Linked DNA regions of Homo sapiens: region 2 is linked to region 1. Evidence: read pairs that join two places in POLR2A ChIA-PET (ENCODE). Cell type or tissue: OCI-LY7. All regions are shown on one strand. Each heading gives the region's core, and the rest is flanking DNA. Links, peaks and the distances in the headings are about the cores only.

Region 1 (17,173 bases), core at 1,988-9,987:
ATGTTGAACACTTGTGTGTTAGATACTAGGCTAAGTGCTTTATGTTGATTATCTCATTTAATTATAACATTCCTTTGAGTAAATATTATTAGCCCTATCTTATAGATTAGTTAACAGAAATAACAGGGGGCTAAATAACTCCAGGTCACACCAGTTGGAAGTGTGGAGCCAGGTTTTAAGGATCAGCTTCAGAATTTGTACATTTGTGTATGTGCATGTATAATAAAAGGGCATACACCAAATAGAGTAACAATGTATCCTGTTAGTTGTAGAACTTCAAGGGATCTCAACTTTCTTATTTATACTTTTTGCAGAGTCTGAGAGTTTTAGCCTGTACTTTTCTTAAGAGGAAATAAAAGCAATGGTGTTTTCATTTCTTAATGTTTTTATTATATAAGAAGGGCAGGCAGCACTGGTTTTAATTTGTATACAGTACATGTCACGTTTTATTTCAAGAGGAAAAGATGGAGAAAAAGAAATAGCATATTTAATTGGCATTTTTTATAACACCCATGGGGCATTATTAGGAAATTAGTAAGTGACGTTTGTGGAGGTAGCTGTTAGGGTAGATACAGAGAAATGGAGTTTTAAAGAATAAAAGCAATTGAACATTAAACACATATTTCTGTTTAAAATTTTAAATACTTTTTGGAAAATTAAAATATTAGTATAGAGGTGATTTTCTTTTTATTGGTCAGCCATCAAGTATTTACTGAATACCAAGCACTGCCAGCAGCAAAGAAGAAGTATAAGATGTAGAATTAATGCTGTAGGTGTAGATACAAAACTTCAGGAAGAGGTAATCTGTATTTAAGATAGTTATATGATCAGGTGGTAAATTACAAAGTTCAGATGAAAATATAGAGAGAGGCCTGGGTCATGAGAATGGGGTTGTATATAAGATGGTTAAGGTTGAATAATACTCATGTGTCATAGAGAAGATACATGGAGAAAGCAAGCGTTGAGTTGACACTGAACGCTGGGTAGGTAGTGACTGAAAGTAGAACACGTTCTGTAGGCAAAATAGCCTGAGCAAGTAGCAGATACAAGAATGAGCAGCTTGGAAATGTACAGTTCAGTAAGGTTTTGGCTGGTTTTCCTGAAGACATAGGAATTAAAGTAAAGTGAGACCAGACTATGGAGAGCTCCCACTGTGAAGCATTTATGCGGCTACATAAATGTATCTAGATGCAATTATCTAGATACATATAAGAAAGTATTTGAAGGCCTTCTACAAGGCTTAGTTATTATATTGGTTTACTACAAGTTCTTCTTCAGTTTCTGTTAGAAATGTTAAGGAGAGTCCTATGATCAAGTCTGTGCCTAACAGATTTGGAAGCTCCTACTACATATCGTAGGTTTTATTTTCACTTTCCAAACTGTATTTTTATAGTGCACCAACAACATTCCATGGATTTTTACGTGAAAAATGATGAACTTGATTAGTGTGAGGAGGCCTCTGTACGCTTGTGAACAGAGTTCTTAATTAAGAAACTCTGCCTTGGGTGGGGCTTTGGACATGGTGTAGCCTAGCTTCCCACCTCAGTGAAGGAATTTCTCTTATAATAATTCCCAAATGAGATTATTCCTATTTACCTAAAATAATTAATAGAGAGAGGAAGATGAAGACCTAATTAGTTGCTTAGCCCGACATTTAGAGTAGCCTATTGCATCTTTGAAATACATATTTATAACTGAATGAAAATTGAGAAGCACATTTTTTTTCAGATTTGTATTTGTTGGAAAAGAATCACGTGGAACACTAAATCATAAGTTAATTTAATCTTTCAAGTAACTTTATCTTTTAATCTATGCAACATGGAATATCTATCATGATATTAACTATTTTAGTTATTTGAGTTGTTTTATAATGCACTGCTTGTAGATGGAAGAAGGCGGTATGTTAACGGTACATATAAAAAAAGTCTGGTTTGGTACAAGATTACATCTCTTTAATAGTAATGATTTAAATCACATCTTTTTAAAATTTGAAGTAGTGCCCTACCAAAGAGTTAAGTTATTACCAGTAACATACACCTCCTCTAAATAAAATAAAAGAGACATGATGATAATTTCTCATAAACCTAGAGTTAAGATTTATCTAGTTCTGTGTACCTGAGATTGCCCCCTTGTCAAACTGATTTTGTCTACTTCACTCAACATATAGCATATTGTTGGTAGAACTGGTAATTCAGAACAAAGCAGAAGACACAGTCTGTTTGTTGAGTGTAAATCTAATTTATGAAGCCATCCAATCACAAGAAATTGCATGAATGAATTTTAAATCACATATAAAGTCAATAGTATTGCTAGAGGAGACTTAGTCAAGGAAGACATTATGGAGAATTTCCAAATTTCCAAAGAGCAAAAAGATGGGCTTTGATGGTCCAAGGAAGGTTTCCATCTAGAAGAAATAGCAAATGGCTGAGTCTGTGAATCTACTGAGTCTTGGACTGTTTATATAATCTTTGTAGTTCGAGATATAGCACAGTGCCTTGTGCATATTTGTATTTTAAAAATATATAGTACCTTGTAGATATTATAAAGAGTAGGAAGTAGACTTTAATAATCTTCAGTATAGTGCAGCCGTTCAAAATGAAGTTTAGGATTAGAGAAATTATAGCTTGAGTCTTAGTTTAACCACTTGTTTCTACCTCTGATATTAGTCAAGATCTTTACCTTGACAGTTTCCTCATGTCAAGGGGGTACATCAAGAGTCAAAATTTGTGATTGTAATGAGCTAAATCTTGTGAAGTAAGATGCTATCTTAAATGTCACCCTGAAATGAAATAGGAACATGGCAGAATGCTACTTTTGTGGCTTGTATTAACATATAAATGCATCCTTTATTGTTTGCTATAGGCTTCTAAGAAGTGATACTAATTGGCTTAAATATTATCTGTGCCATATAATTATTTTCTCTTGGATGGGGGCCAAAATGAGAGAGAGCGTGGGAGGAAAGGACAGGAAGGTTTTTTTCTGAAACAGTAGAGGTGTTCAGACATCTTCATCTAGGTATTTAGAAATTTAATTAAGGCCCATCTTAAGGTAGGGTGAAATATCCTCTTTTCTAATGAAAGAAGTTGATGTCTAATGACCATATATTGGCAGTAATAGACACAGAGTCTGAATCAGGAATAGGAAAAGAGAGGCAATAACGTGTAACATTGGGCAGAGTGTGTGCTCCTGCTCTGCTCTTCTCTAACAGCTTCTTTCCTGACTGTTCTTTGCTTTGTCCGAAAGAGGTAGTCTCTCTATTGTCAATGGGCTCTGTTTTTGGTAATCTTCTCATTTGTTTTCTTCTAGTGAGTCCTGGCTACCATACTGGCTAAAACAAAATATGCTCCCACTCCATTCCTATCCATGACTTTTATTTTAGCCTGGAGGTTCAAATCTCTAAGGACATTTTGACTTTTATATTTGGCTATCAGTGTTCTCAGATAATTCAAGACAAATAGTCACTTAAAAATTTTTTAATGTGCTATGAAATGATCTACTGTGGAGTTTTATGGAGGAAATTCACATATACTTATAAGAAAATACAGAACTTTAAGTAATTTAGAGGCATCTGTGGAGTGAATCAGGCTCTTCCTGTGGCCTCAACTCTCCTTCCTTTCCATACTTTTTCACTTCAGCTTCCTTGTGCCTGGCTCTGGATATGCACTTAACTATAGGTCAGAGGTAAGATTTGATAAGCAGTGTTCTTAGGAGATTAAGTTATGAAACTTAACTCATAGGGAACCAAACATTTGATTTAGGAAGGGAGCTAACTGCCTAGGAGGTCCTTAGGTGTTATTTATGCTAGAAAGCAAGGTCCTTTCTAGGGGCCAGACTTATCCTGATGTATAGAATGAGACTTGTTGAGAAATGCCTGGGAACAAACTGTAAGAGTGATACTAGGTACCCTGGATGCCTAAACCCGTTAATAGGGTTCCTAAATACTTACCTTAGAAATCACTGGTGACTTAAACACTACAGAGAACCGTAAAGATTTATGTGATCCAGTATATTCTACCAAATTATTCCTGGTGTAGTTAAGTCTGACTTAAATAGAAATATGACCAGATAACATGCCTGTACCAATTTTATGATCTTAAACTTAAAATTTTAATTTACTTGGAAACATTTAATGGGAAACGTTGAAAACTAAGTAGTTGACCAATCATGGTGAAATTTTCTTGACATATACTTTAACAAATCCTGCATTTCAACAACAGATAAAAAAACAACTGAGGAAAAGCAGATCTAGAACATTTATATGAAGAAATAGAAATAAAAGTGCTGGTTTTATATGATTTATAAATCCCTTTCTTTTTAAAGACTGGTATTTGGGAATGGTAGGCAATAGAGGATCGGTACTTGGTTGGTCTTAGTCCCACTGTTTATTATTGATTAGATATCCTCCATGTAATCTTTTGGGCAAGTTATGTTTTTAACTTGAGATTCACTTTCCTCATTTATAAAATAAACGGTTACCAAAATTACCTACTTGGTAATGTGGTACTGAGAATTATGTAAAAGGGAACTATGTAAACTATCTGGCAGGGCATCTGGAAGTTAGTACTCAATGGTAAATATTAACTATTAATAGTGATAACTGCAAACCTTTTTTAATATCATATGTTTTTACTGCTATTTCTCTAGATCTTTTTAATTGATCATATAAGGTATGCCCCTTTAAAAAAATTGAAAATTCTTTCTCTTTTTCTTATATTAATTTAAACTTATAAAATGATGTGATTCCCTTGTCTTCCTTCTCTTACACATTGTAACTCTCTGCTGCACCTAGATGCATTATAAAATCTTACTAATGTAAACATTTTAAAACTTGAAGCATTTTCCTCATAAGAGCCATGTTTCTTATATTTATCATAGTAAGAGAACTTCTAGATATGACCTTACTAATCCTTATAGTCTTTCAATAAATATTGCCATTTGGAATCTACTTTAATGTTTAAAAATATTAGGGATTATAAAATATGTATATATATTGTAGCTATAAGTACTTAGAAAAACGTTATGAAATTATGACAGTAATACAAATTAAGCTAAATATTTCTAGTGAAACCACCACATTTACTTGATAGAAGTTTTTGTATACTTTACTAATTATTCTGCATACGCAGGTCATTTTAACTTAATATTGCAAAATAAGCTCTTTTTTCCATTTTTCTTAAATGTAGTTTATAATAGCAGCATGCTAGTCCATTACAGTTTTCAACCATAATTAAATCAGCTATTTCCTCGTAATAAATTATTTCCAGTTTTTAGATTATAAATCGTGTTTCCATGCACTTTTTATACTTACAGTTTTTCCTTTTTTTGTTGTTGTAGGATTAATCTAGGAATGTTATCACTGGGTCAAAGACTATCAACGTGCTTTTGACTCTTGAAAGGAAAGTGCCTTTCAAAGGAGTTCTGATAGTTGGTATTGCCAGAGGCAACCTATAAATAAGGTTCTTCCTGCCACTTTCTAGCAATGGATATAATGGCTATTAAATTGGCCAATTCAATCAATGTTAAGTGATATCTCATTTTTTTCTTCTTCTTTCTTTACAAGGGACAGAAATAATTGTTGACATACTGTTTTGGATTAAAGTGGGTAATCGTGATGAAATAATTTGGAATTGGTAGTACAGTTATAATAAAGCACACGTTGAAACTAAATTAAAAAGACTCTTTAATGCATCTTGTTGACTTTTTATGTGAAGAATGTGTATGGTCACAATTGAAACTCTTATGGGAAAATTTTAAAGTTTTTGAAGTAAAAAAGAAAAAAGAGGCCAAAAAACTTTAAAATGTATTTCCATCTTGTAGATTCAATTGCTGATTTCTTAATGTGCCATCTACTTTAAACTCTTAAGTATCTGAAGCCCAAGTCACTACATGTAGAATTAGAAACCACTGTTTTTGGTTTTAAGGGTATTTATAAATAGCCTGAGTGGAACCTTTATCTTCAGTTTTACTGTTAAAGCCTAATTGAGTTTTACTATTAAAGGTGACTATACTCTGTCTTCCTCCTTAGCTTGCTTTTGCTTCATTTATAGAACAGACCCTAGTATTTTAAAAACAATTATATATGCCACTCATACCTACCCCTCTCCCCCCGCTCCCAAGACAAAATGTATGCATGTTGAATGAACAGACATCGCGAAGTGGGGGGATTTCTTTGAGCTGTAGAATTAGATGATGAAAAAAGGGAGAGGGGGAAGTGTGAGAACTACAGAGAAAAGAAGACAGTTAGAGAAGAAGACATGGAGATATGAAAGAAGTAGCTTTACACTTTGAGTTCTCATTGCCTTCGTATTTCTTCACAAATTCTCAGGCAAGCTGTAAGGTAGGTTGTTTTTTAAGGCTTATTGATAAGCAGTTGATTCGTATTTTAGGTCAAACTAATTCTGCATCTCTTTCCCATTGTTCTTTTCTATTCTGCTTCTTTATTCTACTCTATTTTTAAGAGAAACACTGTCTAACTTGCTGGCTCTTTCTGCTCTGCTGTTGCTCCAGCCCTGCAGCTTCCCCACCGTGTGAATTTGCACTTCAGTGGCACCATTTCCTGTTAGAAACCAAAGGCAGGCCCCTGACTTTTCTAGGTGGTGATTCACACAGGAAAAGACCTGAAAAGCTGTATCAGGGCACCTGACTTCACCGTGGGACTAGCTGATCGACTTGAAGCACAAATGGGGCCCTGGAATCTTTTTCCTACCTTTTGGTCTCCTGTGGGACTGAGGTAGAGTGGTCAAAAAATTTAAAGATTGATGTAAGTAGATTCTAGAACACAAATTACAGAAGGTTAGAATCGATGTTTTTCAGATTACCCTGGATAGAAATCAAGGTGAATGATACTGATATTTGAATCCAAATCAGGTATTTGTTGTTTTTAATTATAGTAAAATACATGTAACAGAAATGTACTATTTTAACCCTTTTTAAAACATTATATATTGTCATGTAACTGTATCTAACATGGAAATATGTGCATGCATATGTAACTTACAAAGATGAAAACTGTTCCTTCCTTATTTTGTAATAGAAGAACCTTAAATATCACTATTTTAATTTTCTTTTTAAATTGTGAAATACAACTTAAAATTTTAGTTTAACCATTTTTAAATGTATAATACAAGGTGATGTTTTTTCACTATATAAGTTAGGCTTTACATAAAGGAATTACATACAGTTCTATTAGAGAAGCATGCAACTAAAAAGAGGTTGATTTGCAGATATTTCACTTTTTTGGAAATGAAATAACTGATTTTTTTCCTCTTCCATCCCTCTTTATTTTTCTACACATATATTTTGGTACTTGAAGTATTGCTAAGTTTTTGAACCCAGTTTTCCTCCAAGGTAAAGGTTTTTTTTTTTTTTCTTCAAAATCTTGAGTTAATTTTTTCATGTAATGAATTTGCAATCCATGTGCAATCGATCTTTATAATAAAAATAGGAAATTGACATTTCACATTGTATCCATAATTGGCATAAATTATGATGATTAATAATGTCAAGTTTGTGAGTTAGGGTACCCAAAACTCAACTGTTTCACTAGAGAAATCTTAGCAAATCCAAATTATTTAATTGTTTGCATTTTACCAAATAATGTTTTCAGCCTGTTATGGGGACTCTAGAGAGGTGGTTATCTGACAGTTGTCAAGTCGGAGGAAGTTAAGATGCCTTTGTATCTACCTGGGCTCATCATTTAGCTATATCTGCAGTCATTTGGTAATGTCATCCAGTCAGTCAAATGTGTTTCATTTACTTTATTCATCAATATAATCTACATTATATTTACGACAGTGACTGTTTATAAAAAGGCAGTATATAAACCTGGACAGTTCTAAATTCCCTTGGGTACCTTTCTTACCTCAGTATATGTTAGTAAATGATGATTATGTCCTATGCAGTGGAGTGCCAGAACTCTTGCATCTGTTTAGACTACTCACTGATTTTCTTTTTTTTTTTTTTAACTCTGAACAAACCAAAGTGTCCAACATGTGTAACTCACTAATGTTCACAACCCACTTGTAGCGAAACTAAGAACCTTAAAATGACCTTGAAGCTATAGCAGTAGTGAGCATCAGATATATTCAGACACTTTATGAGTCGATTAGCAACAGAGACTTCTTCCCTTAGAAAATAGAAGTAGTTGGGAAGCAATGACATTTGCATAAAGGCACTTCCTTTTGCCACCTTTTGGATTTTTTTTTTTTTTGTAGAATTATGGTTTAATCTTACTGCTGTTATTAAACTGCTTTAAGCTTCTTTCCAAGTATCACAGCCAAATTGAAGGATTTATTTCCTTGCTTGCACTTTGAAACATAGCTGTCAAACAAAGTAAGCAAAGGCAAGTGATAGAGATACAGCCCCTTTGCATTTTCAGTTTATTTGCATTTGTTCATGACTTCTAAGACACTTTAAATTTCCAAAGGAGTTTGCTTTCTTTAAACTCTGTCATATGTACATTGTTACCTGAATGAGTCTGTGAGAGATCAAAGTACCTGTCAGCTTAGTAAATAGAAGAGATTTTTTTTCTCTCTGAGCTGGTTATAAAGGGAGATTCCATTGGCTTATTTATGTTGAGAACTTAACATAGTTAGGAAAACAGTGGGTGGTTAAAGTTTGAAAAGTGTCAGGGAAGAGGTGGGTGGTTTCTGTAGAGTATCAAATATTTGAAGTATATTAAAGCTGAAATAAGTGAAAATCTGTTAGATTACTTGGAGTTTCTCCTAATTTCCTATGTTTTAGAGAGACTTTTTCCCCCTCAAGTGCATTTGCATATATAGAAACAAAATGTGGCTTCCACAAATGATGTTGCCTATCTCTCTTAAAGTAATATTTAAATGAATAATACAGACTCGTTAATATTGTCAATTATTTTATAGGATACTTGAAGCTGAAGAAGACACAAATATCAGTGGCCTAACTAATTTGTACCTATGGAATTACTATTTTGGTGAAAAATATTTTCACTCCACGTGTTCATTGTGTGTGCATGCCTGCCCTCTCTCGGCAGTGGTCCAGCTGATTGCTGCTGTTACTGTTAAGGGCTCTTAGTGTATCAAAAATAAGTTCTTGAGCATGACAGAATGATGCGTATACTCATTTTTTAAATTGGAAACAAATGTTCTGTATTAACTATATAGTGAGTACAATCAAATACATAAACCATTAGATGGGCAACTAAGCTGGTAAGCCATGGAGAATTTACTATTTTGTTGGATATTTGTTAGAGCATGAAGTTGGAATTGAGAATGTATTTTCTCCTGAAATATAGTTGATGATTATGTATCTGTCTGTGAGGTGTGGTTAATTCCACAAAGCTTATTTCTTCTACAGTATCCCCCAAATTAGAATATGGTACTGCCATTATGTGATAACCCTGTATATGACAGTGTATCTATTGGAAAATGTTTTGAGTTTTCGTATGAATTTTTAGGGGCATTGCTGTAGCTCTGACAGTATAAATATGGATTTGAAAGTTATAAGCCATACACAACTTGATATTTCAGAGGCTAGGAGTTGCAGTGGGGCTCCAGTGCACTGGTGGTGATAAAACTGTTAGGGGTTGGAATCTCTTTGCACTTTGATCTCTTAGGAACTGTCTTAACCCTAGCTGTATTTCACATGCCCCTTTTCTTCAAGATCACCAGAAACTTGCTTAATCTGCTACCTCTTCACAATGAACAGCTGATGCTCTGGCCATAGTAGCTATCAGCCCCCTTTCCTGCTAGTTAGTTCCTGGGTTAGTGTCCCCACAAAATTCATGTCCTTTTTGGGACCTCAGAATGTGATCTCATTTGGAATTAGAGTTGTTGCCAATGTAATGAATTAAGATGAGGTCATCCTAGAGTAGAGTGGCCTTTAATCCAATATGGCTGTGTCCTTCTAAGAAGACACACACATAGGGAGAGCACCATGTCACAGAGGCAGAGATTGGAGTGATATATTTACAGGCCAAGGAATACCAGCGATTATTGGAACCACCAGAAACTCAGAGAAAGGCATGGAACAGATTCTGCTCTACAGGCTTCAGAGAGAACGTGGCCCTACCAACAACTTGATTTTGGAATTTCAGCCTCCATAACTGTGAGAGAGTAGATTTCTGTTCTTAAAAGCCACCTGGCATGTGCTACTTCCTTACTGCAGCCCTAGGAAACTAATACACCTGCCAATAAGTAGAGAAGAACACGGTCTCTGAGTTTCTCCCCTGTAAGTCTGTTTTTTAGCAAACATGTAAGTAATTTTTAACGTTCTCGAAAATTCTCAAAAACAAAACCAAACATCTGTAGGTGAAGAACATTCATTTTCAACCATCACTTCAGTTTGGCATTTTATGGGAAAGCTATTCCATACTAGGATCCCATCCCCAGAGGTTCTAATCTGGTGGGTTAAGGGTAGGGCCTGGGCATCTGTATGTTTTAAAACTTCCCAAGGGAATCTTGGAATATGCAGCTAGAGCAGAGAATCACTAGTGCAGAGGGAAGAGTAAGAACTAGCCAGGTGCACATTAGAATCAGTTTGTTGGCTTCTGAAACTTACTGATGCGTGAGCCCCAACACCAGAGGTTAGGGATGCAGCCTGCCATTTGGTTAGGGATGCAGAGAGTTAGGTCGAAGAGAGTTTTGAAGCTCCCGGTGATTTTTTTTTTTTTTCCACAGTGGATGGATGGATGAGATCTCAGCATGACAAAATACCTTCTTCTGTACTGTGTTCTTTCTTTTTCATAATTCAAGGCCTTCCCAGACATCTTCAAAGGAGGCGGCCAATACGTTATATGTTGGGGGGGTTGGAGTGGTCACTGCAGGTGGGTGCAGGTGGCTGCAGGTGGGGTGAGAGGGGGTCAATTTTTTTTTTTTTTTTGGATTTACCCTTTTCCCTCCTATTTTCTGCACCATTGCATGTTCTGTGGGAAAACCTGTCTTGGGCCCACATGAAGGAAATGAGAATGAAAGTGTAAGGTTGCAAAAGTATAGATGTGAGGGGATACCCAGTGAGAGGAAAAAATTTGAAAAATGCCATGTGGCAGAAGTGGGAGACAAAATTTGAAAAATGCCATGTGGCAGAAGTGGGAGACTGTGGCCACTGGTGGCTGTTTCAGTTGTGTATAATCCATTGAGCCTGTACAGAGGGGACTTAATGTGTGTGTATAGACATAAGTACAGATAATTTTTGTGCAGGACATAAAAATGTCTGTATAATTATGTTTTTTTCTGAAATTCTGTTTGCAGTGAATGTTGCCCCCGTATTATGTGATTATTTCCAAGAAGCTCCTATTTCTCCATCTTGCAGTCTGCCTTGTACTTTGTAGACTTGTCATTTGGGTTGTGCCTGTGGTGTTATTGACTAAGAGATATGTTGTTAATACCTCTGATGCTGTACTAGTGACTAATATCTAGTATTGTTGCCATTTCCTTCATAATGACAGTATATTTAGAATATCTAAGACACAAAAAGATCAGATTTAAAGCAGGTCTTTTGCATGTAGATGACTTGGAATGAAAGCCGCCTTCATCCTGCACTCATTTCCTTGCTTTGTCCACATGCTTTACTACCCTCCTGATGACCATCACTATGTTTTGAGACCACATTAGGGAGACCTCATCATTGGTGAAATTCTTTAAGATTGGTTCTGAGATCTATGCTTGATGGCAGTTCTTAAAAGCACTCATAGTCATTGCTATCCGAAGTTCTTGTGTATCTACTGATAAGCACTCTTGCTTTATTTAATTTGCTTATCAATCCTTTGAGGTAGATTATAGCACTTCTATTTTCTTGATAGGAGACTATCAGTGAGATTTGTCCTTTGGAACTAACCAGTGGCATACTGGCAAGCGACTTCCTGAATAAAAGGCCCTTATTTGTAGCATTTGCTGACTTCCTTGATGTAAATACACAGACTATGATGGATTTCAAGCTACTGAAGTGTAGTCATGGGGTTGTAAAGAGATGTGTGCAGTCAGCTCTCCCATGCCTGTACTAGCCAGATGCAACCCTCCTCTGGATCTATTATGCTATGCTGCCAAACTTTTCCCTGTTCCCCCTTCCACAGCAGTCATTTTACAGAATCCCCTGCGTCACAAACGAACATCATGTCCTATTTGTAGCCTCTTCTACTGAAAGTTTCTCAAAAACATGGAATTACAATCAACTGCCAACTTCCAGGACCCTTACTGCCCTAGACTAACATAGAATTAATGAAATAGGATTTATTATAGTAAGGCATCTTTTTTTTTTCTTGATGAGAAAAGTGGGAGTAATGCTATTGAGTCAAATGCCTGATCATTCCTGATGTGAGTAGCAATTTTATGAACTTATTAATAACACATCAAACTGATTTTTCTCATGACACCAATCATTCTTTTTGGTTTAATTCAAAATGCTTTTTTCTTTTCTTTTGACGTCTCCTTTTTCTTGGCATGGTCTTTAGGTGAAACCACCTTTTCACCGTCTTTACATGAAACCACCTTTTCTCCAAGGTAGAATTTGCTTTTGGCACAGCTGTGTAGTAGCAGACGTCGAGGGGTCTGGATCTTGATGGTAATGGAAAACCATGAGACTTGTCAGTCCTTTTTTCAGAATTGTGAATGAAGTGGTCAGCAGTAGTGTCTCCTTCCCATTCCATCTTTTTTTTTTTTTTTGAGACGGAGTGTGGCTCTGTCGCCCAGGCTGGAGTGCAGTGGCGTGATCTTCACTCACTGCAAGCTCCGCCTCCCGGGTTCACGCCATTCTCCTGCCTCAGCCTCCCGAGTAGCTGGGACTACAGGCACACGCCATCATGCCTGGCTAATTTTTTTGTGTTTTTAGTAGAAACGGGGTTTCACTGTGTTAGCCAGAATGGTCTCAATCTCCTGACCTCGTGATCCACCCGCCTCGGCCTCCCAAAGTGCTGGGATTACAGACGTGAGCCACTGCGCCCAGCCTTCCATTCCATATTTTTATGGAAAAGTCTAAACAATTATTTCCTTGCCCTTCTCTATTTCTACCTGATTGTAAATCTCAGAAAACATGTGTCTTGGGTTCATTTTTCCTGATCCTGGCCATAACACTGACTTCCTTAAAAATTAGAGTGCATTCTAAATCATTGCCTTTTGTCAAGCTTCCTATTCGTGCTAAGACCTTGAGTGAGATGTGGTAGGCATCATTAATGTGTTGCTGCCATCTTTGTAGGGTTTGCCCTGTAGTGATTAGGGTACCCGTTTTCTTTCTTCAGCACAGCTGTGATAGGTTGAATAGAGTTGAGAGAGCTTGATTCTATCCTTGGCATGGACTGCGTGCTTTTTCTAAGATGCTTTGGTTATATGGGAGTTGCTTTCATTTACGAGCACTGTGTAATTGGAAAAAAACCCAAATATTATTAAACAATTTCTGAAATTGCTTTTTGAAGTATATATTGCATGAAAAGATACGTTAGTGAATATAAATATGAGACATGTAAAGTCTTTTTTATAACCAAATTCCATGTAGGAATGATTTGTTTTAAGGCAGACTGGGTTTTTCTTCTTTTCTTTCCCAGCTTGTCAAGCACCTTTAAGACATGGCCACAGGCCATGGGATTTCAGTCCCCTCACAACATAATGTCATTTTATATTTGATCCCTAAAGATTTTGAAATTGTTAAGATTTTATGACTGCCTGACACTTATATTTAATGTCCAGGCCATGACCCTGAGCAATGAGAGCATGTGATCACGGGGACCATGGACTTGAGTTTATGTTACTGTTACAGAGGTTCCTGAAAGAAAAGACCAGGGGGCTTCAATGCAGTTTGGAGTCTGCACAATTTATTTTGCTTTTGCTGAGGAAATAAAGGAGTACATTTTTATTCTCTTAAAAACGTTAAAATTGGGAGCATTTTCCACAAGAAAAAGATGTTTCCAGGAAAAGGAGAAATTGTATTTTAATCTAATTACAAGAGATGTAACATTATATTGATCTGCTACCTACTTTTATTTAAACATACGATGTTAGAGTTTTTGTTGCAAGGGACTTGTAAGTTAAAAAGACCTATTATGAGTAAGCTTCTTGACAGAGAAATCTGATTTTCAGCATGAACAGCATAAATGGAAACTGCTTTCTCTGTGATAATTCTATAATTTTGTATTGATTTATAATGAATATGCTTATCCAAAGAGAGTTACAGTGAAATGGAATTACATTCAATTACTTAAACTCTTTTCAGTTTGAAGTTTTCATATGGATAGTTGATAGTATGGGAGTAGAGATATAGTTTTGTAATGAAAGTTTGAGTGTTAATCCTCTTTGGTAAAACCACTTAAAAACTTGAACTTCAGTAGACAAGACCAATCCTAATTTCTGCATATTTGTATTTAAAACATAATAAGTTAACATTTTGATTTATTTACCTATGTATATGTAAGTAAATGTTCCTAAAATAAGACTTAGTTTGCCTCAATTGTGAGTCCCCATTTGAAGACCCTTGATCCAGAAATGTAGACCTCTAATATGTTATTATAAATTAAAACAAATTTTTTCCCCTCCAAGCTTTAAAAAAATACATACACAGTTTTTGTAATTTCTGTTAGCTGAATAAAGCATGCCTGATATCGATTGTTTTCATCAGTAAAAGATAAAACATGGGTTCTTTTCAGTGTAATAGGCCTTGCTGAATCATCTATGATAAGGCTAGGATGATACCTAAATATTTGAACGTTATGGAGTGAAACACCATTGCCATTGAGACAGAAATGTTCAGTAAAAACTACATTTGCGAATGATCTGAACAGTGGCCCATTTCCAAAGGTTAATTTGCCTTGTGGAAATTATATATATATAGATTTATTTTGTATACTTTTTCAACAGTAGTGAGCACCCCCTTAGTGAATAATTCATTGTGCAGAAACATTATTACTAATTTAAATTGGTAAAATTCCATTGAAGTTTCATTTATTGAAGATGTTACCTATGTATGTATATATTCTTCAAGTTTATTTTTTTAACTGATATAAAATTGTATGTATTATTTACAACATGATGTTTTGAAGTACATATACACCGTAGAATGGTTAAATCTAGCTAATTAACAAATGCATTACCTCACATAGTTACTGTTTTTTGGAGAGAACACTTTAATGTCACTTAGTATTTTTCAAGAATACAGTATATCAATAATTAAAGTCAGTATGCTGTACAATAGATGTCTTGAATGTATTTCTCCTGTCTAACTGCAAATATGTATTCTTTGACCAACATCTCCCCAACTACTCCAGCTTCTGGTAACCACCATTCTGCTCTCTACTTCTAATGAAATCAACTTTTTAAGATTCCACATGTGAGTGAGATCATGCAGTATTTGCCTTTCTGTGCCTGGCTTATTTCACTTAGAATAATGTCACACAGATTCATCTGTGTTGTCACAAATGGCAGGATTTCCCTCTTTATTATGGCTGAATCGTGTGTATATTTTTTTAAGTAAAAAAAAAAAAAAGCAGTAATTATAAGAATTTTCAAAAGTTTTCTCCTGGCCTTGGTTGTTCCAATCCTAATTTATCACATTCTTCCATGATATTATTGAGGAAGGTAGAGTGGAGCTGGCATGCACCACTGAATAATCTCATGCCCTGTGTACTCTCCCAGCCTAGCAGAGATGACAGTGCTCCTTGGTGACAGCTCTGGAACTGTCTGCTCTAATGCTTTCTTCCCCTTTCTTTAGTTCATCCCTGGAGGGTTAGACAATCATTGATATGCCAGGGCGCCTGCTTCTCTGTGCCTTTCACTGCAGCTTGGCCAATTTCTTTCAACTCAGACTGTTTGCTTTAGATATATGTATAAATATTATTATACATATACATGTATAGATGTGTGTGTATCATTTCTGTCTTTTTTGACAGTCGCCAACTTATCTCAGGAAAATCTTTTCCTTCATATTTTTCTATTTGTAACGAAAAAGATAATGATCCTGTTATTGCTGTGTACCATCACTTAAAAAGGTTTTTTTTTGGGGGGTGGGGGGGACAGGAAGGAGGGCCTCTTTTGATAAAGTTGGTACCAACGTACTATAGCTTTTTATGGCAGTGTTAATCCTGTGTATATGTAGTCTGTATTCAGCAACTAGATGAAAATAGAATTTCCCAATGAAGAGAAGAGTTAAAGATATGATTAAGATAAGATCTCAAATAGAATCAAATGACTTGTCTGGTTCTGAGGATTTCAGACTTCATAAAGTTTTTGTGAGATAATTCACATAACTTATAAGTTCACATAACTACCTTATGTGTTGACTTTTTTTTTTTTTTTTTTTTTTTTTTTTTTTTAGGTTGAGGGCACTTATTTATTCGCTCATTTTTAGTTCACTTTTTGACTAAAGTGTAGTTCACTCAAGGAAGTGCATATATTACAAATGTACAAATGGATGAGTTCCCACAAAATGAAGATATACACACAGTATTTATCCAGATAGTCATAAAACATTACCAGCAGCCTCTTGCACAAGTGTCAACTACTGTGCTGTCTCCTATCACCATAGACGACTGTCCCTGAATGCCACGAGTACATGTGCTGTTTTGAGTCCGGCCTTTTCTGCTCAACATTATTTTGGGGGTCCATATGAATTTTAAAATTGATGTATAATATTCCATTATGAGTTTATCAAAAAGCTTCCACAGATTTATTCATCCATTTTACTGATGATAGACATTTGGATTGTTTCCAGTTTACAGCAGTTGGGAATCTGCACTGTGAATTTTCTAGAAGTGCCTTTTGGTGCACCATGTACACAAAAAAGTGTAGGGCATGTTTCTAAAAGTAGAATTGCTGAGTCTTAAGGAGTATATTTTCATTTTAGTAGACACTGCCAAACAGTTTGCCTAAGTAACTGTGTCATTTAGACATTTGTCAATGCTACATGAGAGGCAGGGCATGGTGGCTTACACCTGTAATCCCAGCACTGTGGGAGGCTAGGGCAGGAGGAACACTTGAGGTCAGGAGGTCAAGACCAGTATGGGCAACAGAGTAAGACCTCGTCTCTACCAAAAATTTAAAAAATTAGCTGGGCATGGTGGCACATGCCTGTACTCCTAGCTACTTAGGAGGCTGAGGTGGGAGGATGGCTTGAGCCCAGGAGTTTGAGGCTTCACTGAGCTATGATCACATGCCATTGCACTCCAGCCTGGGTGACAGAGCAAGACCTTGTCTCTTAAAAAACAAACAAACCAAATCTG
Region 2 (17,173 bases), core at 5,514-13,513, 53 kb after region 1:
GGCCACTCTGCTCCCTGGATTTGGGATCTTGACTGCCTGTCTATAATGCCATAGACCAGTCAGGCTGGGGCCAGGGCTTTGTGGCCTCAGGGATTTGTGATTGAGAGTTTAGGAAAGAGAAAACATAATATGAGGAAAAGGAGGATTCTGATTTTGTACATGATGGAAATATGTGAATAATTGGGACACCAGGGACTTGTCCAGATAGTAAAGTTTAGAGCAAAGTTATGAGCAAGAATGATAGCAATAGTTTGTATGCAGAATATGAATGAATAATATAAAGGCTGGGAGTAAGTTAGAGGCAAGATTGGCAGGCAGTAACTGGGAGGACACGGTGCTGGAGAACACCCGATAAGCAGGAATGTAGTTAATTCAGACAGAGGTTCACGAACCAGAAGGCACTGATACTGGAGAGAAGAATGGGATGGGTAGTGAAAGGTCCGTGCTGACATCACTAAGTTGAATCATGCTGGCACCAAGAAAGGTGGTGGCATAGGGCAGCTTCTGTACAGCAGGGCTGGAAAGCAAGTGGCTTTTTAATCGCATGTTAAGTCTTAGACTGTGCCAGGGTTGGTTGCCTGGCGTTCTGGTTGAGCCATAGTACAGGACTAGGAAACCCTGTACACTTGAACTTCCAGGAACAAAGATAAAGGGATTCCTTGGTGAGAGGAGTGATGGTAGACAGGGACAGGGTGCGAGCCTCATACTGGATAAGTATTAAGCTGCCTTATAGAGATCTTTTCAATGAATATTTGAACAAGAGGATGAATGAAATGTGAGTAAGAGCAAAAGAAGGAGAATGAGAGAAAAATGAGAATGAATTTTACTTTTTTTTCTTTTTTTTTTGGAAAAAAAGTGTTAAAGAGTATGATTATATGTGACAGAAGAAAGAAAAATGAAATCCTGAAATAAATGAAAAGTGGGTGACAGAAAACCTGAAATACTGAACATTTCTTTTATTAAGATAGAGTTTTCCAGTATGTGGTAGATGAGGGAAAGGGTCTGGTTTACAGGACTTAACTATGAGAAAAATGGCAAGAGAGGGATTTTCCTAAGCAGTTACTCTCCATGGCTAGGCTGATATCTTGGTAAAAATGCTCTGAATGTACTGCTTAGGCTATTGCTAAATATAGTAACAAATATGAAGAGTGTTTTTTTCCTATACCAAGTGTATTTATGATTATAAATCTACACATTTGTGATAACCCAACAATTTTATAATAAGGCATCTAGCAACAAGATTTCTTTTTTATTTTTTAATGGAAGATATCCTTTCTGACAGTTGTCTTTGCCTAAGTGTACATTTACCTTTCAATGATGGAAGATATCCTTTCTGACAGTTGTCTTTGCCTAAGTGTACGTTTACCTTTCAATAATGGAAGATATCCTTTCTGACAATTGTCTTTGCCTAAGTGTACATTTACCTTTCAATGCATATGGGACCAAGAAAATCCCCAAAATGGAACCTCCTCCTCCTCCTTCATTTCTTTTAGTTTGTTGAGTGTTCTGAGGATTTTCTTAACCACTTTTCCTTGTGCTTTTTGTATTGCAAATTAAGTTTCTATTCATGCCTTAAAAATAAAATAACTGCTTCTGTTGTGTGATGAGCATATCACCTTAATAAAGCAAATCCTAGTCAATGAAGTTAATGTTTTTCAAAATCAGACTTTGAAAGTTCTTGTTTAACCAATTAAAAGAATTAATCACTCTAGTCAACAAAGCACAGGGGAGATAATTTATTAAGTATTTGAAAGATAAAAAAGAATATATATGTATTGACTGTGTAAGTTGTAAGCCATGATAACAGAGAAACCTAACTTAAAAAAGTAGATTGTTTCCAGTATTTTTTTTCAAGACCCCTTTTAGTCCCTTTCTTAGCCTGTCTGGGCTGCTGTAACAAAATACCTTAGACTGAGTAATTTATAAATACTAGAAATGTATTGCTCAGAGTTTGGAAGCTGGGAAGTCCGAGATGAACTCTCCAGCAGATTCAGTGTCTGGCCAGGGGTTACTCTTAGCTGCATTTTCTCTTGGCAGAAGGGACAAGGCAGCTTCGTAAATCACCTCCTAAAAGGCACCGCCTCTTATTACCACTGCAGTGGAGATTAGGATTCAACACGAATTTTGGAGGGACACATTCAGACAGTAGCAGTCTCACACATAACCATTTATCCTGAATTTTGTATTATAATTTCCTTTCTTTTCATCATATATAAGTACATGTTCAAACTATGTATCATTTACTTTTGTTTGTTTTGAGACATATGAATAGTACCATACTGTTTATATTTTTATGATCTGCTTTTTTTACTTGACATTGTTGTTTTTGATATTCATTCACATTGATGCGTATAGGTAAGATTATTTATTTCCACAAATGAATAGAATTCTATTTTATGACTACACCATAATTTATCCATTTTTCAGCAATGGACATTCCTATTCTTTTAAGCTTTTTGCTATCTTAAACCTGCTATGAAGAGTCGTTTAAATGTGTCCTGGTACAAATATAGAAGATTTTCTCTGGAATATATACCCAGAAGTAGAATTGCTGGATTGTAGAGAAATTTTCAACTCTCCTGGATAATGTCCAATTGTTTTCCCATGTAGTTGCAATAGTTTTTTGTTTGTTTGTTTGTTTGTTTCTGAGACAGGGTCTTTGTCTCCCAGGCTGGAGTGCAGTGACACAAACACAGCTCACTGTAGCCTCAACTGCCCTGGCTCAAGCAATCCTCCTGCCTCCATATCCCAAGTAGCTGGGACTTCAGGCAGGCATCACCACGCCCGGCTAATTTTTGTATTTTTTATAGAGACAAGGTTTTGCCACGTTGCCCAGGCTGGTTTCGAACTTCTGGCCTCAAGTGATCCTCCTGTCTTGGCCTCTCAGAGTGCTGGAATTACAGGTGTGAGCCACTGTGCCCAGCCTGCAACAGTTCCTAAATAGTACTGTTTAATAGTCCCATTTTACCACGTCCGTACTAACTGTGGGTGTCTGCTGACATTTGAAGATTTTTCAATCTGGTGTGCGTTAAATAGTGTCTCACTGTAGTTTTAATTGCATTTTGTTATTAATGGTTCATATGTTTATTGATTATTTGGACTTCAGCTTCTTTGGAATCATTTTTGTCTTTTGACCATTTTTCTATTGAATGGTCATCTTTTTTGGTAGGGATGATGGGGTAGATATTCAGGATTGATTAAATGTATAGAAATTATTTTCTCTGAGATGGTAGATTTTTACTTTTTATTTTGATTTAATATTTAGTTTTGTTGAATTTATAAATATGTTTAATGCTTTTTCTATTCAACTTCATCATGATAATTTTATATCCCACTGGGATATGTTTAGTAATATTTTATATAGGATATTTGCATCTATTTTCATAAGTGAGATTGGCTGTAACTTTTAAAAAAATATTCTGACTGGGTTTTGGTAGCTATGTTAGAATCTTTTTCTATCTTTTGGAAGAATGTGCATAAACAATTATCTACTCTTTAAGGATTTGGTAGAACCCATTTATCTGGGATGAGTGGCTTTTTGTGGGTAAAATTTGAACTTAAAATTCAATTTTTAATGGTAATAAGACCAGGTTTTCAGTTTCTTCTTGAGTCAGATTTGATAAATTGTATTTGGTTTATTGTAAGCTTTCAAATGCATTAGGGTAAGATTGTACTAGTTTGCTAGGGCTGCATAACACAGTACCACAGATTTCATGACTTAAACAACCGAAATTTATTTTCTCACATTTCTGAGGGCTAGAAGTCCAAGATAAGGTCTCAGCAGGGTGGATTTTTTTCTGAGGCCCCCTCTCTGGCTTGGAAATGGCTGTCTTCACCCTGTGCCTTCACGTGGTCTTTTTTTTCTGTGTGTCTTTGTGTCCTAATCTCCTCTTCTTATAAGAACACCAGCCATTGAAGTAGGATCTACCCATATGACCTTATTTTATCATAATTACCTCTTCTGAAGTCCCTATCTCTAAATAGAGTCTCAATATTCTGAGGCTCTACAGGTTAGGACTTCAACATATGAATTTCTGAAGGGACAAAATTCAGCCCATAACAAAAATGTTCACAGTAGTCTATTATATGTTTAACCTCGCTGTATCTGTACTTATGTCTCCCCTTGTGCTTTATTTAGTTTATTTCATAATGATTGATTGCTTTTACATTATTTTTTCATTTGGTAAATATTACCAAGGATTTGACAATTTCATAGTCTTTCCAAAGCATTTCCTTTTGTTTATTTCCATTGTATCTTTCTTCTCTATTTTGTTAGCTTTGTCTTTTTCTTAAAATTTCTGAGTTTATTCTCATATTCTTTGTCTTCTAAATTTAGTTGCTGAGAAAATTAATCTTTAATTAAAAAATTTCTCTCCAGACAGCATTAGCTGTATTCCATGATTTGTGTGTGTGTGTGTGTGTGTGTGTGTGTGTGTGTGTGTGTGTGTTTAAAAGCAGACTGTTTTTAAAAGAAATGTTAGGTTCATAGCAAAGTTGAGCAGAGTAAGTAGAAATTTCCCATAATTGCCTCTGCTCCGACACACATGTAGCCTCTCCCATTATCAACATACCCCACCAGGATGATACGTTTATTACAGTTGAGTGAGTAACCTACCTTGAGGTATCATTATCACCCAAAGTTCCTGGTTTATATTAGTGTTTCCTCTGAGTGTTGTATATTCTACGGGTTTTAACAAATGTACAATGGTACATATCCTCTGATATAGTTTCATACAAAGCAGTTTCACTGCCATGAAAATCCTCAGTGCTCTTCCTGTTCATCCCTCTGTCTCCCCAACCCTTGGCAACCACTGATTGTTTTATTGTCTTCATAGTTTTACTTTTCAAGGATATTGCATAGTTGGAATTATAATAGTGTGTAGCCTTTTCAGATTTGCTTCTTTCACTTAGCAATATGTATGTAAGTTTCCTTCATGTCTTTTCATGACTGATAGCACACATTTCCTTTTAGTACTGAATATTTCATGGTCTGGATGTCTCAGTTTATCTGTTCACCTACTGAAGGATACCTTGGTTGGTCCCTACTTTTGGCAACTGTAAGTAACACTGCTATTAACATCGGTATGCATATTTTTGTGTAGATATATATAAGTTTTCAACTCATTTGGCTAAATACCAAAGAGTAAGATTACTAGATCATTAAGCCTGGAACCTGGACTTTGGGAGGTTAAAAAATAAAAAAAGAAATGATTGGTGGATCCTAAGGTAAGAGTTAGTTTACTAACTAGGAGTCTAACAAACTGTCTTCCAAAGTGGCTGTTTCATTTTGCTTTCCCACCAGCAATGAGTGAGAGTCCTTGTTGCTCCACATGCTCGCCAACATTTGGAGTTGTCAGTGTTCTGGATTTTGGTTATTCTGAGCGTGGTGTTGTATCGTTGTTGCTTTAATTTGCATTTCCCTGATATCATATAATGTGGAATATTTTTTTCATATGCTTATTTGCCATCTTTATATCTTTTTCAGTGAGGTCTCTGTTAAGGTCTTTGGGACATTTTTTTACACTCTTTTTTTTCTGAACTTTGCGTTCTTTGCATATTTTGGATAACGGTCTTTACAGATGTGTCTTTTGCAAATATTTTTCCCCAGTCTGTTACTTATCTTTTCATTCTCTTGACAGTGTCTTTCACATAGCAAAAATTTTTCATTTTAATGAAGTTCAGCTTATCAGTTATGTCTTTCATGGATTGTGTCTTTGGTTTTGTGTCTAAAAAAATCATCTTTGAACTGAGGATCATCTAGATTTTCTCTTAAAGTTGTTTTCTAGGGTTTTAGAGTTTTACATTTTACTTTTAGGTCTGTGATCTGTTTGGAGTTAATTTGTATAAAAGGGTATAAGCTCTGTGGCTAGATTTAGTTTTTTGCACATGGATGTCAAGTTGTTCCAGCACCATTTGTTGGAAAGACTATCTTTGCTCCATTTTATTGCCTTCGCACCTTTGTTAAAGATTAGTTGACTATATTTATGTGGGTCTATTTCTGAACTCTGTTCTGTTCCACTAATCTATTTGTTTGTTCTTTTGCCAAGACCAGACTGTCCTGATTATTACTGTAGCTTTATAGTAATTCCTGGAGTCAGGTAATGTCATTTCTTCAACATTGTTCTTCTTCAATATTATATTAACTATTCTAGGTCTTTAGCCTCTCTCCACATAAACATTAGAATTAATTTGTCAATATTACAAAATAACTTGCTAGAATCCCATGAGTTGTGAAGTATTGTCATTCAATCCTATTCATTTTTATATATTTCATTATAACTTTTTCTGAGAGTTCTATGTTAAACCACTATACTAAATTACCAGTTCTAATTTCATTGTGTTATATTTATAGCGTGTAGTCTGTTTGATACTAATTTTTTGTGGCTTTGCTATATGGGGTAGTTCAAGGGTAATTTTTGTAAATGCTTTGTATGTGTTTGAAAAGAATGTATGTTATCTAGCTGGGCACGGTGGCTCATCCCTGTAATCCCAGCTCTGGGAGGCTGAGGTGAGCAGATCACTTTGAGCTCAGGAGTTCGAGGCCAGCTTGGTCAACATGGTGAAACCCCATCTCTACAAAAAAAATACAAAAGCTAGCCGGGTGTTGGTGGCTCATGCCTGTAGTCCCAGCTATTCAGGAGGCTGAGGTGCTTCAGCCTGGGAAGCGGAGATTGCAGTGAGTCGAGATCATGCCACCGGACTCCAATCTGGGTGACAGAGTAAGATCCTGTCTCAAAAAAAAAAAAAAAAAGTATGTTGTCTTCTTATTGTATACATCCTTGTATATTTGCCTAATAGATAAAGCTTTCACTTACTTTTCTTAAAATTTCTGCGACCTTACTGATTTTTGCTTGGCCAGTCTCCCATCAGAGATTTGTTTGAAATCTCTGATTCTAATGATGGTTCTGTCACTTTCTCCTTGTGTTTCTAAAAATTTTGACTTCATAACGTTTTGAACTATGCTAAGTAGGTGTACTCATTTAGAATTTTTAAAATTACTCCTAGAAAATTGACTCTGTCTCATTGCTTAGTGATCCTCCTTGTAATGCATCTTACCTAAATGCCTGTTAGTCTGACTTTAACATACATCCTCCAGCTACTTAGTTTCTTTCAGCGTGATGAGGATATTATTTCACTTCACTCTAAATGTAGTCGTTAAAAAATTATAAGCAGGAGAGTTACATGATCAAGAGTTCTGCAAAGATGACATGGGCTTCTATATAGAAAATGGATTAGAAAATTGCAAACAACTGGAGTAGGGAGGCTGTTGTGGGGCAGCATGAGATGGTGTTGGCTTGGCTTGGAGTGTTAACACCTGACATAGAGATAAAGGGAAGTTCATCATGTTTCTGAGGTAGAACTGAGAGATACTGATGATTGTTGTTGAGGGTGATCTGAAAGAGAGAGTGTGAGGATGATGAAACTTCAATTTCTATCTTGAGCAACCGGTTCCTTGGAATGATCATTTGTCAACTTCGAGGTGCTCCAGAGGGGCGTGCTCCTAAATCCATTTTTGTATCTGTTTCACTTATTTATTTTTCAAGAGTGTATTGAGAGTTGCTGTGAAGAACAACTTTCATACTTGTTGCTTTAGAGAGGATTAAAATAAGGTTTATAATGTATGGGCCAGCTGTGGGGGGAAAAAAAAAACCCCAAAACAAAAACACTTTCTGTCATGGCCCATTCATTAATTCCTCAACATTTTTTTTAATGACTTATTATGTGCCAGGCACATGCCAGTTTCTGAGCTTCCAACCATGAATACGGTGGGTGTAATGTGTGCCTGCATGGGGTTTACTAGTAAATGCAGACCGGCAGAAAGGCACTTCTCCATACAGTGTGGGAAAGCTTTGATTGGAAGTATGTGGTTCTGTGACTGCACATAGCGGGATCGCCCAACCTAAATTTGGTTGGGGTTGGGGTTCTATTGTGAAGATTTTTCAGTGCAAAGGAAACTTAAGCTAAAAGAGACAGACCTACAGATGATTAGAGGTAAGCCAAAGGAGGGTTAGGAGTGGTGGAGAAAGAACATAGGCCAGGAGGAGGTACGGCACAGTTGAAGAACTGAGGAAAGACTGATTGGATTTGAGAGTAAAGTGCTCAGAGAAATATACCTGTTGAAGGGAAGAGGAGCCCAAAGTATAATGAGACTTATAACCTAAGAAGGTGTGTTTGTGAGGAGCTTTCGGAAAGAAATGGAGATGATGAGATTTGCATTTTAAGGAACTCTGAGTGCATATAAAAAGCACTGGATCGAGAAATAAAGTAGGACAAGAGAATTAAGGGGCTGATGGTGATGGTGTCTTTAGCTGTGCCTAAGCTTGGCTGTAGACATGGAAAAAAATGAGTAGATTTGGAGCATGTTTAGGAGGCAGATAAAATGAAGATTTCATTATTGAGTGTATGCGGGGTTGAACATAAGAAGGAAGTAAGAAATTATACCAAGAAAATCAGGTGTGGAAAATGAGATCTTTTTAAGCCTGTAACAAAACAAAATTACAACACATATAGTTTAAAGATCTAACTGGATTTTATTTGTAATTATAGAATTGGACAATACCTCATTCTATACAGTAGAACGAGTGTTCTCGAGCTGAGCAGAGATTGGCCTTATAGGCAGAAAAGAGCTGAAAAAAGCAGAAGCACAACAAAAAAAGTTACTTTTGAATTACATACTCAATATTTAGTTAGATTTTTAGATGAACATACATCTTTTACTAATGGAATAATAGTTTTTAAAAATAGGAACGTACAGTGATAAAGCTACAATAAAAGTTGCTCTTGAGTTTTAAGATTCCCTTTTACTGATTTATTGAGGATTAATAAATTTACGAGCTAACTGCTAATGTAGAACTTTCTACCTGATCCTCTGGAAAATTAAGAAACCTGTACTGTGCTCTTAAAAAGAGTTTATCTACTAAACAAACAGCAAATAATAGTGTTGCATTTAAATCTGTTTGATGTTAATCCCTGGTTCTTTATCATCACTTTTCATTTGCAGTTATTTGTCAACTAGGTTTCATTGTCAAATAATTTTAAGAAAATATCACAAATTCTTCTTTCCCTGAGAAATTTTATATTTGAGTATATTAAACAGCTACTTTTCTACTCTAAGTTCCAATTGACTTAATAAAGTAATCGGATCACACTTTTTCTCAGAATTTTAGTGTCAAAGTAATCCTTTTGCCATAGCGTCTCTGTTAATGACTCATTTGACTGGATTTTATTATTAAAGAGTTTATTTTATGAAGGTCTTGTGGATGCTGCATTTCCTGACTTCTTGCATCTTTAAATATATTTTCTTTTATAGTCAAAAGGTATTTGGCCTTGTGAAATTCTTGAGTTGCACTTAGAAATCTGTAGACGATGCTCCTTTGTCTTCTGGCATTGAGTGTTCCTAATGGAAGGGTGAGACCAGTTTGACTTCTTTGTTCCCCCACATAAGTGAATTGCTCTTTTCTGCCTGAACACCTGCAGAATTCTTTTTTTTTTGTCTTGAAGTTCAGTGACTTAAGGATATAACTTTTTTTGGATCATTCTGTAACAATTTTTCCTGGAACACTGTCTGTTATTTCAATCTGTTCTTCGTGTTAGGGAAAGTTTATACTATTTTTACTTGAAATATTTTTCTATCCAATTTTTGGGTTCTTCAGGATCAGCAATTTTCAGGCTCTCTTTGTTCTTTGTGCCTCTTATCTTTTCTCCATTAAAAAAGAATATTTGTCTTCCTCCTCTGTATTCTTTGGAATTAAGCCTTTCTTCTACATTATTAATTCAATTTTTAGTCATATTCCTTTATTTTTAGTCATGTCTCTTCCTTTCCATGCTGTTTTTATTGTGTTTACGAGTACTGAGTTGATAAATTTTTGGTCTCCGGTATGTTTTATTGGCTTGGTGACATCTTTCTGTTGTCTTATCATTTCATCTTTGAGCTCCCATTCGTTGATAATCACTTTTTGGAAGTCCTGTAACATGAAGCCTTCTGCTTTTAAGCTGTGTAAATGTTAGGAGTGAGTGCTTTTTCCTCCTTTGCATGCTTGTTTTCTTCCTTCTCTTTCTTTCATTTCTTCTTTCTTTACTTCCTTTTTGTCCTGTGCTATGTTTACCTGTTTTCCCTATGACTTTGTTTTACCTTGTCTTGCTGGGCAGATGTTCTATGTCTTGTGTTGGTTAATCTTTCTTTCTGCCTTTTCATACTATAGTTGAGACCTATCCATTTTCTCTAGGGAGCTACACTTTGAGAATTGGTTATTATATCTTCCGTTTTGCTGTAATTCAAGGTGAAGAGTGGAATGGGACTTATTCTGGAAAAGGGCTGGGCTGGATTCTGTGCAAGTATGTCAAAATGTCCTTGCCCTCTCTGTCTGTTTTGGTGATGTATGGACAATGATGCCTTTTCAAAGAGCCACTCAGATACTGAACTTAGTATAAAGGCATGCAGACTATTTCTGTACCTTTGAGCAGAATGGCAGGAAGCTACCGCTAAGGGAGATTGGTGGCATTTTGTTTCACACTGTGGCTTTCCTTTTTATTGGTAAGAGCCCTATTGCACAGATTTTTATTTATTAAAGACCTTAAGATTTCTCCACAGGGTAATTATTTTAAATAACTAAGAGTACTTTGGTGCCCACAGGTGCATCTGCAGTGTTAAATAACAAAGTTATTTTATGCATTTCCTGGGGCAAAACATATTCAGAAAGCTAAATGGGTTTTACATTTCTGCTTTTTGTATATTGCTGTTGCACCATTTCCTTTTGCCAATATAGAAACAACTTACTACAAATTGCTTATCATTTAAAATTATCCCCTCATTAGGCTTTCTGATTTCTGTCATTCTTGGTGTTTCAGTTTAAAATGATGAAGTGTTTATACGATAGATACATATGCTGCATGAAACCATCATGCCCAGTACCTTGTAGAAACGTGTTCTTTATTGTATTTTTCTCATGGCAGGGGATGATCCTTTTTTGGTACTGATATAAATCCAGCTCTCACACGGGCAAAACACACACAACCTTGAGTGTGCTTCTGGTGATTCATTAAGTCTTTAGAGTGCAGAAGGGCAGTAGTGGGTCACGCTGGGGCAAGATTTCAGCCAGGAGTCTGTCACCTCGTATCGATCTGCCGGTTATTTGTTTCATTTATGTTTGAAGTTGCTCCACTGTAGCTGTGATTACTGTGAATTCCATCTGAGGCATACTAGATGATAAAAATAAACTGAAATTTGTGGTTTATAAGAAACCCAGAATCAACCTTCACATCCAGCTTATGACATTTATGTTTAAATGCAATTGGTGTTATACTCAATATTACTGAGATGTCTCATAAGGAAATTATTCATAATATGTATTAAAGATGGGCTATATGTGCCTGAGGAACCACCACGCTGTTATAAACTATTATTCAATTGTATTGATAATTTTATTAATTGAATTAGTTATAGGGAGTCGAACTTTGAAGATTGTTTTAAAGACGTTCTTTAATGGAACACTTACAGTGAAAATGTATTAGGATAATGGGGAAAGTTTCAGGTGTTGATGTTTGTTATTGTCAGTGTTTCTTTATTCTGCTGAATCAAAACTCATAATGTTAGCCTTTAAATTCTTCGTCTGTGGTTTAAATCTTTTAACATGTTGCTGTGATTTTACATACTCGTGTATATTATGTTTTTTCCTCCCTTTACTCAAAGCATTTCAGAATTTTAAGGTTGTCTTTAGCATTTGTTACAGGTTGGCATTTCTTTTCCTGAGCATCATTTCATATCATTTGGTTTGATTTAATGAACACTTAATGATTCGGTAGCACCCAAAGTCTGATTTGATGAGTGTAATTGTACAGCTGGTTAATTTGTGAGTAGAAAACAATACTATTTAAAGCCCTTACCTTATGAGTCATCTGATCAATTCACTTAAAAAAATCTGTTAGCTTTCTTGATAAATGAAATGGGGTCTTGCTGTGTTGCCCAGGGTGGTCTTGAACTTCTGGTCACAAATGATCCTTCTGCCTTAGCCTCCCAAAGTGGTAGTATTACAGTCAGGAGCCATTGTGCCGAGCCTGTTAGCTCTGTTTATTCATAGTTCATATCACCATTGTGAATGTAGTATTTTCATTGACGTCAGTAGTTTTACATAAGGTCTCTTGATGGTGATGAAACTAGTCACTATTAAGATGGAGTTTCCTTGTTTGGAGCCTCAGGAGAAATACCCACCATGCTTTTTTAAAATCAGGGGCCTCCATAGTATCAACTTTATAGTTGATGGTTTAGTACCTTTTCCTGTCTTAAAAAAGATACTGTCATGGAGGTGGACTTAAACTGGAAAAGAGTGATATAGCCGAAATAAATTATATATACATTTCATTGTTGCCTAAGAACAGGGATCATTTGTTCTGTCTCTTACAGTGTATTACTGTGCCTGCATTAGAGGCTGGCAGTATGTCAGGAGCTCTGTCTGGGGTTTGGTTATGTAGTCTATTTTGTGAAGGAAGTTAATGTTTTTGGATTGCATTATGATTGTCGCCCAAACCATTATCCTCATTATAAAAATCCTTAAATGTGTTTGCAATTGCTTATTAAAAGTCTCTGGCAAGAAGAGTTTAATTTATAATTCCTAACTTCTTGACTCCTTGTTTGATTGCATTTTTTTGGCGGAACCATGTTTATCAATATGTATTTTTAAAATTAGCACAGTTTTTTGTCCCTTGCCAGGTTCGAGTAACTTTCTCATTTTTGGGTGCTTACAATATTTTAACACTTAAAAATCCATAAAAATTTAACTTTGAAAACTACTGACAACTTTTCTGTTTTTCAAAGATGCCTTCTCTCAGTCAATGTTAACATTTTTTTTTCTTTGCAGCTGATGCAATTTTGTTTAAAAACATTCCCCACCCTTCTGCTGCTTTGAGCCCTTGATTTAACCCATTAAAAATGGGTACTTTTGAAGCATCTGCACTGAAAAATGCTTTCCAAAGAAAACATTTGTTAGAACACACAAACGATTTATTTGGGTACATTGAAGAACCTAAACATTTGATTCAGCTGCCAGTATGTGCTTTGCTGGCTAATGTTTCTTCAGCATTTCCACATTTTCATAGGCTAGCGGCCAAGTTGTCCGACAGTCTGGTACCTCTTGGGGGTGGAAGTGGGTGTGTATATGTGGAGCTGGTAGCACTAGCATGCTCCTGTATGTCGCCAGTTGGCATATGGTAGAACTGGCAGAAGCTGGCCCCGCCAACCTGGAAGCATATAGATACTAACAAGCTTCTTCAGCCTGCCCAAAATGGCTCGAGGAAGCTCACTCAGATCCTCTGTGACACTGATCCCAGGAAGTCAGAACTCTTAGAGCAGTTTTCTCAGCTATGTCGGATCTGAGGTAATCAAGACAGTACATCTGAACTGGAGTATGCCATCATTGCACTAAGACATATTGTGATTAAAAAAAAAAAAACCAGCACCAGTTCTTGTACAATGCTTTATGATTTATAAAGTGCCTTGCTATGTGTCTTGTCATTAGGTTAATAATAAATAAAAAACTTAAGTAGATTATAGTATCTCCATTTTTAGAGATAAGAAATTGGTCACACAAGGAGGAAGTGTTGGTGCTATGGTTTAAATCCTCCATCTTATCAGATTCTACCCTCTGTGTTTTCTCACTCTGCCACACTGGAAATAAAGCATGAACTGTGCAAGATGGATTGACCTAGTTTGATACAAAATTGCACCAGCTATATATCAAATTAAGGACCTATAACTCTGCTTGTACCACTGGCATGAGGAGGTGAAACAACAAGCATTTGTTGAACCTAACTAAGCACTGTGGGATTTGTCAGGTTTTGGTTAGATGAAGTCTAAAATTATAAGGAGGTCTCTATGTTAAGAACAAAAGATAGGTAGGTCAAGAGGCTTGTTTGTATATATCTAACAGGTAAACATAAAACATTTTCTCTCTCTCTGTACTGCATTAAGAGGAAGGTTTGATGGTAGCCCTATGAAGAAGATTTTGAGAATGGCCTTGGCCTATTGTTAAGTGAGAGCTGTGAAAGTACTACTTCTTCCATGTATGTCTTGAATACTTATTGTAGTTGTGCATGGTGCCAAGCAGTATCCCAGGGACTGGGGAGACAGAGGTAAGTGTTATATAGGGCTCATCCCTGAGGAGTTCTTAATCTAGTGGAAAATCTGAACATGGTAAGAGGAAATGACTCTTTTACCATGGCAGAAGTAGAGGAATCTTTGCAGACCCACACTTGAATGAGGGCTTGAAGGATGTTAAGGAGTTCTGTCACTAAAGAAGGAGTTTATCCTTTCCAAGGTAAGCTCATTGTAGGCATGTCCTAAAGTGAAGAAGGAAAGAAGTGTAAAAAATCCCAGTGGTATACACTGTTGAAGGCAGTAGAGAATAACTTAGAAGCTTACCTGGGGCCTGTTTGCCAGCAGTCCTTTTGGATGTGGGATAAATGGTAGGGGATTGTAGATAACACCCAGCCCCATGGGCTTTATAACCCCTTTCTCTACTTTTATATAGTCACATGTTCACTTCACTTCAGGCAGTATAAACTTTGATTATCCAGTCATTGCCTAGGATTGGCTGCTTTAGAACCTCCAAAAAGGTAGCTTTTGTATTCTGGCCCGTCAGTAATTATGGATTCATATTTCTTGGATATTCTTCCCTCCTGATGCAGCACCCACCCAGCATGCTCTTGGATTAGTATTCCTCCCACTCCAATATAGTAGAAGAATTTTCGAATAATTGCTATAGGTTTTTTTTTTTTTTTTAAAGTATGGGGTAAGGGAGAGAGATGTGAGATGAGGAGGCAATATAAACTTTCTTAGACACTTTATGGGAAATCCAAACGGAGGTTATGATAGGGAATAGAGATCCAGAACTCAGGGGAGAGGTGGGAGCTGGAGATGGATGATCTGTGCAGAGCTGGAAGTACAGCTGTGAGCATGACTTGGACTTCAGGGATCAACGTGTCGAGGGAGAAGAGAAGTGGACTTGGATGTGGTTTTTTAAGTTCCTGATGATGATAGTAATAGACAAATCATGTGTTAGGGACTCTAGAAAATAAAAGACGAATAAATTATCTTTCCTCGTGGAGTTTGCAAAAATATTCTTTACATTTCTACTGTGTCTTATGTTTTCAAAAGCATCATCTTTTAGAAAACTTTCTTAAGTGGTCAGTGTCATTGAAACCATTGAATAAGTCAAAGTCCCAAGATGAGAGTATTCATTTTGCAGTTTGCTGACAAGCATAGATGACGACGAAAGATACACAGATTCTCTTCTTCGGTGGCTTGAAATAAAGCTATTATCAAATAATGATTTGCCTTGAGAATATTAGGTAAAATAGAAGCATATGGAAATATAGTGAAATATCATGCATAGAATCATAATTATCCAGAAATCATAGCTGTCTGAGACCCCACCAGTGACTACAAATTACACAAGTAAGGCCTCTGAGAAGACAAATAGATGTCATAAGGTATTTATGCTTCACTTACAAGAGAGCATGTTGTGTGCTTATATTTCTATTTTATGTTACTTCCTATGCAAATTTAGCTGACTTATTTTTCTCATTTCAAAGTCTACAACAGATGAGAAGCAGCAAATGTAAATTAAGCATCTGAGCAAAGAAAAGGACCTTGAGAGATAGTTGAAGTTCCTCATTTGACTTGGGCCCAAAGATGTTAAGTGACTTATCCAGGATCATTCAGCTAGAAATAATAACCTAAATTGACTTCACTCTAAGTTCAGTGTTCTTTCTGTTTCACCATAGGGCAGAAGGAGCATCTATAAAAAGAACATGACCATATTGAGAAGTAGTAGCCTGACAGACTCTAATATGCAGATACAAGAACTCAAGAAGCACAGCAGTTTCAGGTCACTGAGCCTCGATACACTTCAGTGGGCCCTGAAGTTATCTCAGTATGCAGCATTTCATCGTCACTGATGCTCATAATTATTAGTCTGAGTCATCAGGAAAAAGTTAACTTATGTCCCTTGCCTTCTATGTAGAAGATATTAGGATTATTTCCATCCCAAGTACTTAGTATTTTCTCTTTTAAATTTGCAATTAAAAGAGAGAACCCCTCACCCATCCAGAAAACGAAACTCGTGAGAACACAATATTCCTAAGAATGCTGTATAAGTGAGGCTTATTGATGAAGAGACAGACCTGCCTTATGACTGGATGACTGTTTTGTAAAAATGACACATGTTTGGTACCAAGAATAATACACCTTAAGGGTTGTATGGGGTTATCTATATCAGATGCCTTGCTTACAAAGGTGATGGCATGGACTCCTCCTTGGCGGAAGGATGAGAGTCTCAGCAGGAGTGGTATTTCTTTTTTAAAATCTTGACTTTGTCTTGGAGCTGGGTCCCTTAGACTCTCATTTACACATCATCCACTGTATTCTTCTGGCGTTGAATACACCATGCGTTATTTGTTTAGTGACCGTGTATTCCAGCCTTGGCAGGCTCCTTCACCTTGGCATTTCTGTGCCTCTCTGCACAGATTCAAACTCATTTTTCTCAGTTTTGGTAACTGGTGCAAACCTATTTTAATGGATCATTCTTGGTTAAACCCCTCTGATGCTCAGACTCTCCATCTTCTGTGAACTCTTTCTCATGGGCCAGGAAAACAGATTCCCAAGTCAAAGATGCATTTAATTATGGATTTGGGAAGTGTTACATTTGCATTCATAGGAAGGTATTAGAAAACAAAATTAGAGGCCTTTTTAAAGCAAAGGAACTTGTCAGAAGTGAGTATTTTTAATTGTCCTTACGCATATCCTGGAAGTCATTTTGGTTACTATTTATAAGATTTTTAGTTATAAAACTTACAGGTCAATATGCAATGCATGTCATTTTACATTTTCTTTTTCTCAGTCTGGGATATTTAAGTGGCTGAAATTAGTTATAATTTTTCTTTAACATGGACAAGTCAGTTAGCTAGAAGTCAGCTGCATGTTTTGGAATATTAACTAACATTTGACAGTGTTTCCTGAGTAAAGTGCCGGCACATTACTGGGCATATAAATTCAGTGTCATTGGGTTTCGTTGCTGGGTAGAAGACTTTAAGGTTGCTGTCTCTTGAACAGGAGAAAGGATTGTGGAAGATTGGGGGCAAATGTAAGGAATTGACTACTTTGTGTGTCAGTGAGTGAAAA

What was found. ChIA-PET counts read pairs that join two places held together with the same protein. Peaks named below come from ENCODE experiments on the same cell type or tissue, not always from the same donor. Only the 100,000 strongest peaks of a DNase experiment are listed, where the experiment ranks them.
Region 2: POLR2A ChIA-PET joins it to region 1 with 17 read pairs; 6 of 35 experiments call an interaction of 5 or more read pairs at or near these places.

The regions. Positions count from the first base shown.
Region 1 is chr13:74,016,353-74,033,525 of GRCh38, reverse strand. All of the region lies in intron 1 of KLF12 (KLF transcription factor 12), which reads left to right. Among named protein-coding and RNA genes, the nearest start is that of KLF12, 110 kb to the left of the region's middle. RefSeq lists an enhancer at 6,644-6,723. In OCI-LY7, for the core only: no CTCF peak of the experiment used is centred there; a DNase peak (open chromatin) is centred at 6,555; H3K4me3 peaks cover 2,874 bases; H3K27ac peaks cover 1,827 bases.
Region 2 is chr13:73,966,630-73,983,802 of GRCh38, reverse strand. The region is part of intron 2 of KLF12 (KLF transcription factor 12); the gene reads left to right. Among named protein-coding and RNA genes, the nearest start is that of KLF12, 160 kb to the left of the region's middle. In OCI-LY7, for the core only: no CTCF peak of the experiment used is centred there; DNase peaks (open chromatin) are centred at 7,352, 10,452, 10,966, 12,112 and 1 weaker place; H3K4me3 peaks cover 4,761 bases; H3K27ac peaks cover 7,785 bases.